2 separate regions of the Homo sapiens genome follow, and region 1 is linked to region 2. The links are chromatin loops, found by intact Hi-C in ENCODE. Cell type or tissue: MCF 10A. All regions are shown on one strand. Each heading gives the region's core, and the rest is flanking DNA. Links, peaks and the distances in the headings are about the cores only. Region 1 overlaps LOC105373727 (a long non-coding RNA gene). Region 2 has its middle 350 kb from the start of KCNH7.

Region 1 (8,355 bases), core at 241-8,240, 76 kb before region 2:
GAAGAATACAACAGATAGAACAAAAATATGCATAAATATGACATATTCTTTTACTCTTCTTAAATGTTCTGAATTCTGTTAGATGATGTAAGCAAAATTTATAAAACCATCGAATGTAGTTACATTAAGTGTAAATTGTGAAAATAATTGAGACCATATCTAAAATAATATTCTTTCCAATATAATGGTATAAATAGCTTAAAACTAAAAAAAAAAAAAAAAGACACATCATGTAAAGATTAATCCAAAGAAAATAGGAGTAGCTATATTACTTGTTTTGATATAGCAGATTTCAAAACAAGGCAAATTATCTGGGATAGGTAAATATTTGATAATGACAAAGGGTCAATTTATTAAGAAAACAGAGTTTTCTAGGCGCTCAAGACAGTGTGGTGATTCTTCAAGGATATAGAACCAGAAATCCCATTTGACCCAACAATCCCACTAATGGGTATATACCCAAAGTATTATAAATCATTCTACTATAAAGACACATGCACACATATGTTTATTGCAGCACTATTTACAATAGCAAAGACTTGGAACCAACCCAAATGCCCATTAATGATAGACTGGATAAAGAAAATGTGGCACAAATATACCATGGAATACTATTCAGCCATAAAAAAGAATGAGATTATGCCCTTTGCAGAGACATGGATAAAGCTGGAAGCCATCATTATCAGCAAACTAACACAGGAACAGAAAACCAAACACCACATGTTCTCACTCGTAATTGGGAGTTGAACAATGAGAACTCATGGCACAGGGAGGGGAACATCACACACTGGGGCCTGTCGGGGGGTAGGGTGTAAAAGGAGAGAGAGCATTAGGACAAACACCTAATGCATGTGGAACTTAAAACCCAGATGACGGGTTGATAGGTGCAGCAAACCACCATGCACATGTATACCTATGTGTCTATATATGAACCTGCATGTTCAGCACATGTATCCCAGAACTTAAAGTAAAATTAAAAAGAAAACAAAAGTTAAAATAAAGAAAACATAGTATTCCTTAATGTGAATGCACCAAACAACAGAGGAGTATGTGTGAAGCAAAGAGATAAAACTGAAAGGGGAAATAACCACATTCACAATAATAGCTCGAGATTTCAACACTCTTCTCAACAAATAGAAAACTGAGAGATAAAAATCAGTAATGATACAGAATTCAATAATACCATCAACCAATAGGATCTAATTGCCATTTATAGAAAATGCCCATTTAAAAACAGCAGAATATATATTCTTTTCAAGTATCTGTAGAACAGGTACAAAATATACAATATCCTCATATATAAACCTAAACAATAAATAAATAAATAAACCTCAATAATGATAACTATTGAAATTATTCAGAGTTTTTTGACTGAAGTGGTAGAAAACAACAGAAGTTTAAAATGCAATTTGGCTCAGTGGAGAATGGTACCCATTTAAACATTTGATGCTGGAGCAATTGAAACTCCATAGAAAAATCTCCCAATTTTTGTTCTAAACTTTATAATTTTTACAACAATTAGCCCAAAATATCTCACAGACTCTCAGATTTAAAACTGTAAAACCTTTAGGAAAATAAAGCAGAAAATTTTCAGGACCTAGGGCAAGGTAATGAGTTCTTAGCCTTGACATCAAAACTACTATTCATAAAAAAAAAATAGATTGATGAGTTGGATTTCATAAAAATTAAAAGCTTGCTTTCTGAAAGATTCCGTTAGGTTTAGAAGACAACTGCAGACTGGAAGAAAATATTCACAAAGCATTTTGGATAACAGTTTGGCAATTTCTTTCTTTTTGTTTTTTGTTTGTTTGTTTTGTTGTTGTTGTTGTTTTGTGTTTTTTTTTCAGACGGAGTCTCGCTCTGTCGCCCACCCAGGCTGGAATGCAGTGGCGCGATCTAGGCTCACTGCAAGCTCCGCCTCTGGGGTTCATGCCATTCTCCTGGGCAATTTCTTTAAACATACAATTACTGAACTGAAAAATGCTGTCTTGGTGTTTTTCTTGGAAAAATAAAAACCTATGTTTATACAAGCACTTGTATATGAATGTTCTTAGCAGTCTTATTCATGTAAGCCCCAAACTGAAAACAACCCATATTTCTTTCAAAGAGTGAATAGTTAAACAGACTGAGGTACATATCTACCATGGAATACTACTCAGATAAAAGGGAATGAACTACAACAATATGGATGAATTTTGGAAATTTATGCTGAGTAAAAAAGGCGATTACAAAAGATTGCGTAATTTATTCATTCCATTCATGTAACACTTTGAAAAGTTAAAATTTCAGAAATAGAGAACAGAGTATGAGTTGCCAAGGGTTAGGGCATAATGGGAGGAAGGAGGAGATTGAGTGTGATTATAAAAGGGTAACTCAAGGGACCCTTGTGATTAAACTCTTCTGCATCTTGACCGTGATGCTTGATAATACAAACTTACATGTGTTGAAATTGTATAGAACTGAACATCTACACATGCAAACACACACATAAATAAAAACAACTAAAATTGCAGAAATCTGAATAAGATAAGTGGATTGTATCAGTGCCAATATTCTAGTTGTGGTACTGTAATTTACTTTTGTAAGATGTTACCATTGGTGGAATTACACAAAGGGTAAAAGAAACCTCTTTGTATTATTTTTTCCAACTGCAATATTTTAATAGTCAATATTAAAAATCTATTCAATGTAATTCCCCATATTAACAGACTAAAAAAGTAATAGCACATGATCAAATAAACTGAGGGAGAAAAGCATTTAACAAACCATCAGCTATGTGTATAAAACCGCTCAACAAACTAGTAATAGATGGGAACTTTATAAAATGAGAAATAGCATCTAAAAAACCATACAGCTACCATTATTCTGAATGGTAAAAGACAAAATGCTTTCCTTCTACAAGTGTAAACAAATCCAGGACGTCCACTTTTTCACCACTTCTATTTAACATTGTACTGGAGGTTCTAGCTAGTGCAATAAGATGAGAAAAAAATGAAATAAATTAAAACATACAAAGTTTAAAGGAAACAGTAAAACTGGCTTTATTTGCAGATGTTATCTGCTATGCAGAAAATCCTAAAGAATCCACACATATTTGTCGCATTTATATTTATATAAATATATATAATATATATATAAATATATAATCTATTCAATGTAATTCTCCATTAGAGACTTATATACTAGAAACTATAAAACATTGTTGAGAAATATTAAAGGAGACTGGTATAACTGGAGAGATTTTCCCATGTTCATTGATTGAGTCTCAATACTGTGAAGATGACGACTCTCTCCCAATTGATCTCGAAACTTTTTGTAATTCCTATTACATGCCAGCAAACTCTTTTGATAGAAATCGTCAAGCTGATCCTAAAATTTGTATGAAAAATAAAAGTGCTAGTGTAGTTAAAAACTTTTTAAAAATTGAAGTCTCTCCTTATCACCCATGATGGCGTGTAGTGGTATGATTTATTTATTTAGAGACGGAGTCTCACTCTGTTGCCTAGGCTGGAGTGCAGTGGCGCGATCTCGGCTCGCTGCAAGCTGCGCCTCTCGGGTTCACGCCATTCTCCTGCCTCAGCCTCCAGAGTAGCTGGGACTACAGGCGCCCGCCACCACGCCTGGCTAATTTGTGTTTTTTGTATTTTTAGTAGAGACGGGGTTTCACCGTGTTAGCCAGGATGGTCTCGATCTCCTGACCTCGTGATTTGCCCGCCTCAGCCTCCCAAAGTGCTGGGATTACAGGTGTGAGCCACCTTGCCCGGCCAATGGTATGATTTATTATAACTCACTGCAGACTTAAACTCCTGAGCTGAAGTGATCCTCTCACCTTAGACCCTTGAGTAGCTGGCACTCAGGTGTGTGCCACCATGGCTAGCTAATTTTTAAAATCTTTTTTGTAAAGACAGAGTCTTGATTTGTTGCCCAGGCTGGTCTTGAACTCCTGGCCTCAAGTGATCCTCCTGCCTCAGCCTCTCAAAGCTCTGGAGTTACAGGTGTGAACCACCATTCCCTGCCTCAAAATAACTTTTAAAAAGAACAAAGTTAGAAAACAACAATACCTGGTTTAAAAACTTATTAAAACCATATAAGACAGTGTAGTACTGGCACAAGGAAAGGAAGATAGATAATGCAACAGAATTTAGAGTTTACAAATAAAGAGAACTCAATAAAGATGACAAAAAGAGTCAATGGGAAAAGGATAGCCTTTTAAAAAAGTAGTGCTGGGACAATTGGATATCCACATGTGTTAATTAATAACTTAAAAAAACTTTGACTCCTTCTAACACCACCACAATTAATTAAAAATAGACTTCAGATCTAAATGAGTAAAAACTATAAAACCTCTAAAAAAATAGAAAAAAATATGGAACAAACACCCTCATAACTTTGGGTTATGCATCCTTAGATATGCAAAAAGCATGATCCATAATAAAATAAAATAATGATATATTGAAATCACCAAAGTTCAAAACTGTGTTTCAAAAAACATGATTAAGAAAATAAAAAGACAAGTCACAGACCGGGAGATAATTTGGCAAGTCATGTGCCTGATAAAGTAATTGTATCTAGAATATGTAAAGAACTCTTACAACTCAATTAAAGGAAGACATACAACACAATTTTTAAAAGGCAAAATATATTAATAGAAATTCCACCAAAGAAAACATGTGAATAGCATACATTACATCAAAAGATGCTCAACATCTTTAGTCATAAGAAAAACGCAAAGTAAAACCACAGTGAGAGATTATGACACATCCATTCAAATGGCTGTAATCCAACAGACACACAATGTCAAGTGGTGGCAAAGATATGAAGAAACTGGAATTCTCACATATTGCTGGTAGGAATGTAAAATGCCTCAGGCACTTCAGAAAACCTTTTGGCAGTTTTTTAGAAAGTAAACATTAATTTAGCATATGAAACAGAAATACATTTCCTAGGAGTCTACCCAAGAGAAATGAAAATATACTCCCACACAAAGATATGTACACAAGTGTTCATGACAACATTATTCTTTAGTACTAAAGTGTAGAAACAATCCAAATGTCCACTAACTAATAAATGGATAAAATGTGGTGTATGTGTACAATGCAATCTTATTTAGCAATTAAAAGGAATGAGCTACTGATACATGACCATCAAAACCATTATGCTCAGTAAAAAAAGCCAAATGCAAAAGACTGCGTATTATATGATCCCAGTTATTTAAAATGTCTAGAAAAGGCATATTTAAACAAAAGCACATCATTGGTTGCCTAGAACTTGGGCACGAGAGTAAGGATTAACTGCATACGAGGCACAAGGGAACTTTTTGGGCAGTAGAAATGTTCTAAAACTGGATTTTGGTGATGTTTGTACATCTGCATAAATAATATACCGATATCATTAAATTGTACATTTATATAGGTGACTATTATGGTATGTAAATTACTTATCTCAATAAATCCATTACAAATGAACACTGATATTACCTATGGCACTTATTTAAACAAATGTATACTACACAGGTTTTGCAATAACGTCATTTAGTTCACCATCATTTCATTGTAATGTTGATGAGAGAAAGATGGATTCTCTGCGGGCCACAGTCTGTGTGGAGTTTTGGCTTCTCCCCATGTCTGTTTGTGTCTTTTCTGGGGACGCAAACATTTATTCCTTGATTCAGCTCACTACCACTATTACTATCGTCACTCACTGATTCACCATAAATTGGGTAATTGTCTTACTTTTTTTATTAATCTTTCTTAAATGTATATGTAGCTCACATTTATTTCAGTGTTCAATCTTGGCAGTGTTTTGGGTCTTTAGAAGTTCAGTGATGTTTTTGTGACCAGAAATATGCTATAGGAACTGAACTCTCATTTTTATCAATTAGGCTATGGTAAAATTGGTTTCATTATAATCATTTTGCCTAAAGTAGCAGTTTCCAATAACCTATCAAAGACATTAAGTGAGGTCTTACCATATACTAGGGAAAAAACCTAAGTCCTTCATTCTACAATTTTATGATCCAGAATTTTGATGACTACTCACTTACTTTGTTTTGTTTTCTATATTGTATGATGCTCATTGTTTATGTCATCATTTTCACCTGAACAGATTCATTTGATAAATGAATAATATGTGCTGTAAAAGAAATTTGAAAACTTAAATTTTATGTTCTTTTTTCAGCTTACATTTTTGTACAATGCATTGATTCTATCATTTGTTAGAAACATGGTTCATATTCTAGTTTTTCCTGATGCTTCTATAGTTCTTTGAGCAGGTGAACATGCAGATATGTAGCTATCTTTATCAAGAAACATTTGTTTAATGTCTCCCTGTGCATACTTATATTAAATATTCAATTTATTAATTTTGTTTTTTGCATCCTTGTAGGGTAAAACTTGCTATAACAGTATTTTCTCATGCAATATTCTAAAAGTATAAATTAGAGGAGGCCTCAGTAATGCTGCAGTACTAGCAGATGCAGAGTGAGAGAACGACAATAAGCTAGAGGAAGCACTGAAACCAAAAAACTTTGCTCCTGAGGATAGCTAGAAACAAATCCTGTTTTCTGGTCTTTAATATCCAGCTCTGTTTTACTAATTTTACTCATTTTCTCTTTACTCATTATTTTACTCATTTTCTCTTTAGGTTAATACACACACTTTTAATTTTAGTATCAGATCATCACCTAAAAGCCCTTTTTATGCATCTTACCTGCACCTAATGGCATGCAGAACTGGTTAAACATATGTGGTCTTTAACCTCTAAAAGCATATAGTTTAAGACAAGTAGCACATATATGAAAGGCATCTGAACAATTAAATACATATTATTCTAATATTAGGTTTTAGTTCTTAAATTATGCTTTAAATATGTACTTTTCATTAATATTTTATGAAACTATTAGCGGGCATTCACACAGACATTAAGTCATTTCATTTCACATTAATTTTTATTCATTTTTATAGCTCCATATAAGAGTTTCTCAGTGAGGTATGAAGAAATGTAAGGGATGGCACAAAGACTTTAGACAGATAGTTTAAAAATTAGACATCATTTTTTTGTTGCTGTTACTTTGATTTATTTTGAGGATGTGTCTTGTTTTTGGAGGGTTTTTTTTAGTCTTAGAGAAAATGGCCAGCCAGTTTTAACAGCCCTGCCATATTCCCAGGTGTCTCCAGTAATGTTGGAAGTCTTGTTTCTTTGCTGAATGTGTGGGAGTTCACTGGCCAAGCAGTGAATCACGCAGGGGAAGAGGAGGAAAAGAAAGCCTAGTGGGACAGAGGAATAAGTACTCATTCTGTAATCATCTTCTCCACTGCAGAAAAAAATTGGCAAATGCTGTCATGAATTAAATCCCTCATATGAAGGCAAAATATCTTCAAGTAAAGCCCAATGGAAGTAAAGAATTTTGATGAAAGGAATGTATGTTAAACATACAGATAGTGCTATCTCCAGTTCTCTGGTGGTGAAACCAACTGATGCTTTTAAAGAGTTATAGGAATCTCAGCGGGGACCCATGATTGCTGTTCCAAAGCATAAAAAAGGAAAGAAGGGTATTATTGATCAGGAAAAAATTAAATTAACTTTACATGAAGGGGAATGGAGAAATGAGCCAGTGGAATGCAGTAAGATATTTATATTGTGTTTATTGAATACCACAAATGCTTAATAAAAGTGCCTCATATTTGTATGCCACTTCTTGATAACGGTTGGAAGTTTGATAAAAAAAATAATGACCTATTTTTTACATCAACAGGAAGAATATCTAGAGTAGGTAGACTTTTGTCCTTATTAATTCAAAATTGCTACACTTTTTTTTTTCAGGCTCAGACCACATATCAGACGTTAGCCCTCCTATACTCTTATTTCCTTTTTCCCCTTCCTCTTTGCTCTGTGGATGATAAGCTATTGATGAAATCAATAGCTGTGTAGAAGAAGAAGATATAACATTCCCAGAGACTCTGGAGACAGGAAATAGAAGCAACAATTCATTTTTCTGTCTCAGTTTAGATTGTATTTATACCACCTGCTATGCCTGTGGGAATGGAATCTATAGTAGCGTCTTTAGACACAAACTTTCTCTTACTGACTTTCCTCTTTTTATTCAGTGTGATGGGATTTTTTTTTCTAAGAGAAGTAGCCTATGGCACTTGGCTAAGAGATGAGACTTCAATGAGATATAGGAGACAAAGAGTGACAAATTAAAATGACAAGTCTGTCTTATAAGATTGTGATCTAGTGAAATGAAGTATTTCTGGCCCAGTCAATGTAGACAGCATTATGCTATGTGGTAATAGATTGCAAGACCTGGGCAGCCTGTATATGTCTTTCAGATAACTGAGTTTGTCACTATCAACA
Region 2 (8,355 bases), core at 261-8,260:
AGATGGGCCTGGAAGACATTATGGTAAGTGAAATAAGCAAGACACAAAAAGAAAAATGTTGCATGATCTTACTTACATGTGGAAAATATATATATATATATATATATATATATATTTTTTTTTTTTTTTTTTTTTTTTCTTTTTTTGAGACAGAGTCTTGCTCTGTCACCCAGGCTGGAGTGCAGTGGCACGATCACGGCTCACTGCAAGCTCCACCTCCCGGGTTCATGCCATTCTCCTGCCTCAGCCTCCCGAGTAGCTGGGACTACAGGCGCCCGCCACCACGCCCGGCTAATTTTTTGTATTTTTAGTAGAGACGGGGTTTCACCATGTTAGCCAGGATGGTCTCGATCTCCTGACCTCATGATCCGCCTGCCTCGGCCTCCCAAAGTGCTGGGATTACAGGCTTGAGCCACCGCGCCTGGCTTAGAAAATGTATATTTTTTTAAAGACCATTTACATGGAGAGAATGAAACAGTGGTTACCATGGAGTGGGAGGAGAAGAAATGGGAAAATGTTGGGTAAAATGTTGGGTAAAGAATAACAAAAGGAAGGTATGTACAATGAACAAGTTTGCAAATCTAATGTGCAACACAAGGTCTAAAGTATTGTATTAGGGATTTTTGTTAAATAAGTAGATTTTAGCTGCTCTTAATACAAAAAAGATAACTATGTGAGATGACAGATATGTTTGCTTCACTATAATAACCATTTTACTATTTATATGTATCCCATAACATCACATTTGTAAAACCCAAATAGACAAACTAAGATTTCCTAACAAGAAAAGAACCATAAGCTAACAAATAGGTGTTTTTTCAAGCTTCCAAGTTTGTGATAATTTATAATATAGCAATAGATAATTAGTATGAACACTATAAAATAAAAGTCTTATTATTACATTATTTAAGTAAAATAAAGTTTAACATTTTTCCAAAAAATTTAAAAATAGCCTTAAAATGAATTTAAGCAGAATTTTAAAATATTCTAAGTTAATGATTATTTAAGTTAAACAGACTCAGAATTATGCATTCATTCAATTTAAAAATATTTAAATTAATATTTACTAAATTGTTAAATAGTTCATAACATGCCAGGTTGATGTGCCTTTTTCAATTAAGCTACATGTTAGAATTTAATGTGAGAAACTAACTACTTTAAGTTGACAAACAGAAAAAGATAAAATACCCCAAACAGCAAACTGAATATAAAGCTACATTAGGAAAATGGCCAGGTGACTAAAAAAGGTAAAAGTTTTAGAAATTAATACATGAAAAGAGAGCAAGATCTAAAATACACGAAGCAATAATACAGTGCATATAAAAGTAAGGAAGATCATTCTTTAACAGTCTCCACAGTTAGACATCTTCTCTACTACACAGAATTAAGAAAAAAAAAGAAACAGAAAAACACATGTACAAATAAAAGATTATTGCATTGTCTGTTTCTTCGTTTTGCGTTTTGTTGTTGTCGTTTGTTTGTTTTAAAACACACTTTTGCAGCACTCAGTATGAACCAGGCATTAGCCAATAGCTAGATGTTTTGCAAAATCAGCTTATATGACCTTTAAAATCACTCTATCAAAGAAACATTAATATTACTCCTGAGGCTCACAGCAAGTAACAATTTGCTCAAGATCACATAGCAGTAAATAGTAGAGGTGGGATTCAAACCCAGGCTGGCTGATTCCAGAGTAAGTGCATGGAATCACTATTATATTAGTAGCTCAACTTCTTTGTTTACATATATAGCCCCACCTATTTTCATATTTTCAGGTTGCTGCAAATAAATAGCATATCTGCTATATATACTATCTATCTATGTGACATCTATCTAATATTCAACTGAACTTCAATTTCAGCCAACATGAACTGCATGCAGTTCCTTTTGGAATGTAGTTTTTCCCAAAAATTTTCCCTAAGAAGAGAGAAACACATCTTATAATTGAGTTCTCGCAAAGTCTGTTTGGAGAAGGCGAACAAGCCAGAAATAATTGTCACCAATGTTAGTTTCGAATTATTAGAAGTTACCTATAATCTATATAATTTTTTTAAATGAGTCAAATACAGGTTAACTCTTTATACCTGAACTAAAACCTGCTGGTTATGTTATTAATAGATTATAGATCACTTTATAAAGCAAGATAGTGACTGATTACATTGTGGAGATCATAGATTATTAAGATACATTACTGAAAAAACAAACAGGCAAAAATAACATCTACTACAACAACAAAATCTGAAACTCTCCTAGTGTTATGAAAATGGGTACTTGTAACTTGGGACAAAAGTTCCAGTGACAGTATCATATATTGATTCAAAAACTGTCGTATAATATATCAAAAAGTCAAGGTAAATCTTCCTGGGAAATCTTTCTACATGACAAAGATATGACTCAATTGATAAAAAAGAAACCGGTCTCAATGATGCCTGCTAAGTATTTAAATAAAATTATTTCATGGAATATGAGAGTGGAAAATGTTCCTATCTTAAAATATAATTTTCTGTAATTCAATAATTAAATTTTTGAAAGAAACACTGTACATGGACATCTGACTTTTGAATCTATAATATTAAAAGGTTACATCCAAAACTTTTCAGGTGTATATGTGCTAATTATGCAGTTTTTTATATAAATTTGAGTGTGTATTATCTTAAATATTCTGCATTTACTAGTTGAACTATTATCTGTAGTTGCTGTCCTCATCGTTTGAACAGCAGAAATGAAATCAGGAGGCTCATTCCACTAGATCTGTATCTAATTCTGCATTTTGTTGAGTACTGTTAAATGACAATATTGACTCTTATGCTCTGCCTTTAAACATATTTACCTTTAAAACTTGCATAATATATGTGTACTTTTATTTGTGTCAGTTTATAAGTATTTCATTATTTTAACAAATTTTTGCATATATATCATATACGTTTACGTTTGTGTGTGTGTGGCATGTGTGTCAGTATTAATAGTCTTATGCTATTGGAAAATTGGGCTTATGCATTTATTCCCTGAACTTGTGTCAAGTGCTAAATATATGTATTACACCACATGCTTGATATGATTGGAAAACACAAAATATTCCTGAGAGAAGAAGAAGAGGCTGCATTAATTGGAGATCATGCCTTGTAAGTAATAGTCTATCATTAAATATTTTCTGATTATTTCATCATGTAAGTGTAGTTTTTATACATGTGCCACAAAATGTAGGCTCATATGCTGGTGGAATATGGGTTTAGTCTTATTCAAAAAGCTGGGCCTTGTGGAGAAATTTAAAGAAGCTGATTGACACCAGTGAACAATGGCCTGGGTTGGGGGAATGACATAGTAAGTGTTAGGAAAAGGGCCTTATAACTGACAGGAATTCTCATAATATTTTTAAAGAACAGATAATGGGACTTGCCTGGGTAGACAAATGAGAAATAGTAGCTGCGTGTTGTATGTGTGCACATGAGTGCATGCACACCAGTGCCTTGAAATTAAGATAGGGTTGGAGTTAAGTATTGTAAGAATTTACATTTAAACTAATGCTTAAAAAGATGTCCACTGAAGATACCTGATTGAAAGAAAATACTTGATCAAAATAATGGCAACATGAAAATGGGCTATAAGTAAAAAGATTCTTATAATAGTGTGTATGAGAAACTAAAGCAGCAAGAAATCAGATCCTAGGCAAATCATGATAGGGAGATAGCTGTCAGTAGAGGAGAGGAGCCTTTTCATGATATGATGAAAGAAAACAGCAAGTTGTCCCTCTTGGAGAAAAGTGGTAACCATATATGTATTCAGTTGTCAATACAGTACAGTACCTAGGGGTTTTATTATAACTAATTATATAAAAATACCCATTGTGAGCTCAAAATTTGCATTTTTCTTTAAATTGAGAAAATAATTCCATTCCCCATCTCATTACTAGATTTGTAAAAAAAACAAAAACAAAAAACCTAAAGGCAAAATTAGGAAGGCTGAATTATATAAATCATCAGTCTTGGAGAAATAAGAGAGAAAATGCTTAAATACAAACTTCCTCCTAAGAGACTGGTCCACAGTGCCACCTTGTGTTGATGACCCAGTTCTTCTGTTTTGTGTTTTGCATTGATTTCAAAACCTAATATTTCTTCCTCATGCCAAATGACATGCAGAAGAAATATGGGTTATTTTGTCCTAATTTAAAATTAGTCAACTGAAGTACTGAAATATGAAGGAAAAAAGTATTTAAAATAATTCTTGTTTCCTAACTGTTTTGTTCACTTTGTTGCAAATTAATGCACTGTTTCCCTACTAGAATGTGGTTAATGTATTCATACCATGAAAAGAGGTATTGGGGAAGAGATGGATTCTGTACTGAATCTAAGGGTAAAGCCAAACAAAATATGATGTTTTGAAGTAATTGTAATCAAAGATAGTAATGACTATGGTGTGCACATTCTAATATAACACTGAAGTTAATTTGTATTGAGAAGTTTATATATTTTTATACCTATTTTTAAATGGGTAGAAATGATGGATGTTTTAATGAAAAAAATTGTGAATTCAATTTTTTGAGAATCATTGAAATAGAAACTGATCATATCTAAATTTCAAGTCCTTTTATTATCTCTAAGCCTTTATTATTTAAACTAACAGGTGATTACAGTTTCCACCAGTCAAATTGGATCACCTTCCATTAGTCCCTAGAAAGCTGGTAGATAAAATGCTTAGGAAAGAATATTTAGATAATAAAATACAAGCCCTATTTCTAAAGCTACTATCCAGACTTTACTTAAGCCCTACATGTCTTGGGATGCTTTGGATTGAATATTTTTTCTCTCTAGAAAATCATGGTATCCGTTTTTCCCTATCCTGTCTTATTTCGATGGCTGATTCATTTATGGGAAAATAAGCTAAAATTGGCTTTTTGTATTTTTCCTTTTCCTCCTGTTAAATAACCTTTATGTCCTTAAGTACAGCCTGACATTTAATTAGAAAATTAACATAGCATATGTAACCTATCTCGAGTGTAGTTTACCAATACACTAGGCCTGTCACTAAAATGAAAGCAAATCGCTCAGATTTTAACTTATTCAAATTAGTATAACTTTTTAATTCAAAACTTAGCTATACTAACAGACATCTGGAGTCTCTATTGTAATGAAACAAAAGATTTAGTGTATTTGGTTAATATGCCATATGTATATATAATTTTATATATTTATAATTATATGTAAATTTTAACAAAAGTTTTCCAAGTGTATGTATAATTTATATATATAACATATGTATAACTCTACTAAAAACTGTATTTCACATAGTTGTGTTATGTGCTGATAATGATATTGAGTTCTGTATACTCACTACTATGCATAATGAGATTCAAGTATTCAAAAGTAATTAACTACAAGCAAATTATCTACCTAATAAGGATAATTTTAGTTTCTATATAAATTTTACTATAGGCAGCCTTCTTCCCTTCTAGCACTCAGTCAAAATTTTTTTTATTTCCAGAATTTAAGTATATTAATTAAAATTTCATCCTCCTATGACCAATTCAACAGTATGCTTAATTATTGTCAGAGAATCTCGGTTTTTATAAAAGCACATTTCTTAAATCACAAACAAGAAATTTGTCACTAACAATTATTCAGGATGTCATGTCTTTCCTTTTCATCATAAATATTGTCATTCTTTTGCAGAATGCATATTTTTGGCTATTTGAGGTGCATTATTTTTAGGGGAAAAGCTGTTCAACAGATTAGAGAATCTGAGCTAGCCAGTGGAGAAGTTAACTACATAAGTCCACTACACCTAATTATAAAAGATGAAGGTTTTAAAATTTGCATAATTGCAACTGTTGGTAGGGGTCGCTAACATATTTGCATTATCTACTTATGTTCCATACCAACTCTTTTAAGCACCACTTTTTAAAAAGTCAGCTATGTCAGATGCTTGTAGGTGTCAGAACATCATAACCTACAACGCAGGCAATGCCTTTTTCTACATACACCCCTGGGTTCCAATGGCTTTCTAAAATCAATTTCTATGTTTTGATACTATTCCATCTTCCATCTTTTAAAAATAAAGTCTTTCTATCCATATCTGCATGTAGCAAGAGAAGTGCATAATGACTAAATCAAGTCCCAAGTATTCATTTATGCCTTTTACAAGTAATCATTCCATTAGCTGTAGTTCATAATAATTAACATTTACAAAGATTGCATTCACACAGTGAAAGTGCAGAGGTAGTCAAGAATAGGGGTTGGTATTCATCATAAGGGCCTTTATACTTTGGAGGCTAAAAGAATACCTAGATCTTAGGAAAATGGATATCAAATATCCTTTTGTAGCTACCTACTGTTTAAATGTCTAAATAATATCTGAAATAATTGAATTTAAAAATGGAAAGGTAGATTAATAAATCAGTTGTTGAAAATTTGCTAAGAAAAATAGTGATGACAATAGCTATCCTTAATTTGGTGGCTTCTATGTTCAACATCCAAGCATCTTCCACATATTATTTCTAATTCTCATTAAAGCCCAGCAAGGTAGATTTTTTTAATCCCTATTTTATAGGAGAAAAACCTAAAGCTCAGAGAAGTTCTGTAAGTTGCCCAAGAGGTTATAGAAATTAAACATGAATTTAAACAGACTTTTTATGACTCTATGGTCTGTGGTTTTTCCACCATTCCATACTGCTCTCTTCCCCTAAAATTACAACTATATTTTATGAATAACACCTTCATGTCAGAACCTTAATAATCTAGTTAATATGATAGATCATTGCTCTAACTTTTTTTTGCTAGTAAAGATTATTAGTTGTCCCCAGAATAGCATCAAATGCATTTCATTTATTTCCTCGCTTACTCAGCTAATATTGACTCCTGGCACTGTACAACATGCTACTATAACCACAGTGAGAGTATCAATTAAGAAGTGAGCAGAGGCCTAGAATATCATAATAAAACAGTAAACATTATTACACCAGTGGTAAAAAAAATAGGTGACTGTATAGGTGACTTTAGAACGTTCTTCATAAAAATGAGCAAACCAAAAAAAAAAAAAAATCAAATAGGAATTTAGAGGAAAATGCTGTGGTACAGAAAGTGTAAACCAGTGTTCTGAGGCCTGGCAAATTGCTAAAATGCATTACGACAACAAGCCAAAGCATCCTTCCCCTCTACATGACTGGGCCTGCTACTTTTATCATGTCCTGCAGTAGATTTACACGCGACATTAATGATGCAACATTGTGTATGAGTATTTGGAACACACTTTTTGGTATTAGGAGGTTTCTAAAAGAGAATATTTTAATTCTAGTTTGTAAAAGAAAATGTGTCGTTCTTGGCCTGCTCAATGTTGAGTCAGGTATAAAGACTTAGAGAAACAATTAAGAAAGGAAGTTGATTTTTAGTAAAGAAAGAAAGGAAAAGACATTTTATTTCCACAATGAGTCATGCTTTGTAGAGTAAGTGTCTGGGGAGTCAAATGGTCAATTTTTTTTTTTAACTATACAATACAAATGTAACCAGGAGTTAATTTACTCAGTCATAATGCTATATTCGTTAAAAAAAGCATTTGCTTACAAATGAAGTATGACAAGAAGATACGTTTCCTCTAATTAAAATTGCTTGTGGTATGTTGGCAATTTCCAATAATCAAGATTGCCACAGGAAGTAAGGTTGTTTCAGCTGGCTCCTGGTGAACGCATCCATTTACTTCACACTTACAGTAAATACAGAGATATTTTACTCACATTGCCCAGGTTTCCTTCAGTTTCTGTTCTCCTGAGGTAACTTCCAAGCCCCGCATTTTCTGTAACTTGATTCCCAAGCATTTTCCAGGAAAGAAAGGTATCAATGACCTGCTGGTTTTATTGTTAACTCCTTCATAATAGTATAAAGCATTTCATCATTTTCAGCTTTTTCAGTCATAGAAGTAAAAAGAAACTACATAACTAAATTCCCTTTTCCGTAAAGATAGAATATCACTATTCCATATAATACAATCTATCCTTAGATTTTTCTGAGTGAGCATCAAAAACGTGTATGTGTGTGTGTGTGCGTGCATGCCTGTTTGGTCTCACATATGTGTGTAGCATGTTTACTGTCATATCTTCATCTTGATAATAACATAGTGTATGGCTTTGCACGAGAATTTCTTCTTCCTGCAGATTTTGATTTGCTAGTTTTTGAACTCTTGATAAATTTGGTGACACTGTGGCTGATCCACTTTATCCCTGCTTTGTTTGGGTATGGTCTTGCTCTCTGAGGCACCACTTCCCCATTCCCATTGACTTCAGGAAAGGTTCATTAGGCCTGATCTCTCTCAGTCTTTTTTCTTCCTCCCCTTTCTTCTCTCTTCTCCACGCTGGACTCTGGGGCTCTT

The links. A loop is a pair of places that touch in the nucleus more often than their neighbours do. Peaks named below come from ENCODE experiments on the same cell type or tissue, not always from the same donor. Only the 100,000 strongest peaks of a DNase experiment are listed, where the experiment ranks them.
Region 1: it touches region 2 in a loop (4-fold over the local background); 2 of 110 quality-filtered maps call a loop at or near these places.

The regions. Positions count from the first base shown.
Region 1 is chr2:163,263,462-163,271,816 of GRCh38, reverse strand. All of the region lies in intron 1 of LOC105373727 (a long non-coding RNA gene), which reads right to left. Among named protein-coding and RNA genes, the nearest start is that of KCNH7, 430 kb to the right of the region's middle. In MCF 10A, for the core only: no CTCF peak of the experiment used is centred there; a DNase peak (open chromatin) is centred at 4,796.
Region 2 is chr2:163,187,279-163,195,633 of GRCh38, reverse strand. No RefSeq gene overlaps it. Among named protein-coding and RNA genes, the nearest start is that of KCNH7, 350 kb to the right of the region's middle. In MCF 10A, for the core only: a CTCF peak has its summit at 4,050 (motif pointing left); a DNase peak (open chromatin) is centred at 4,043.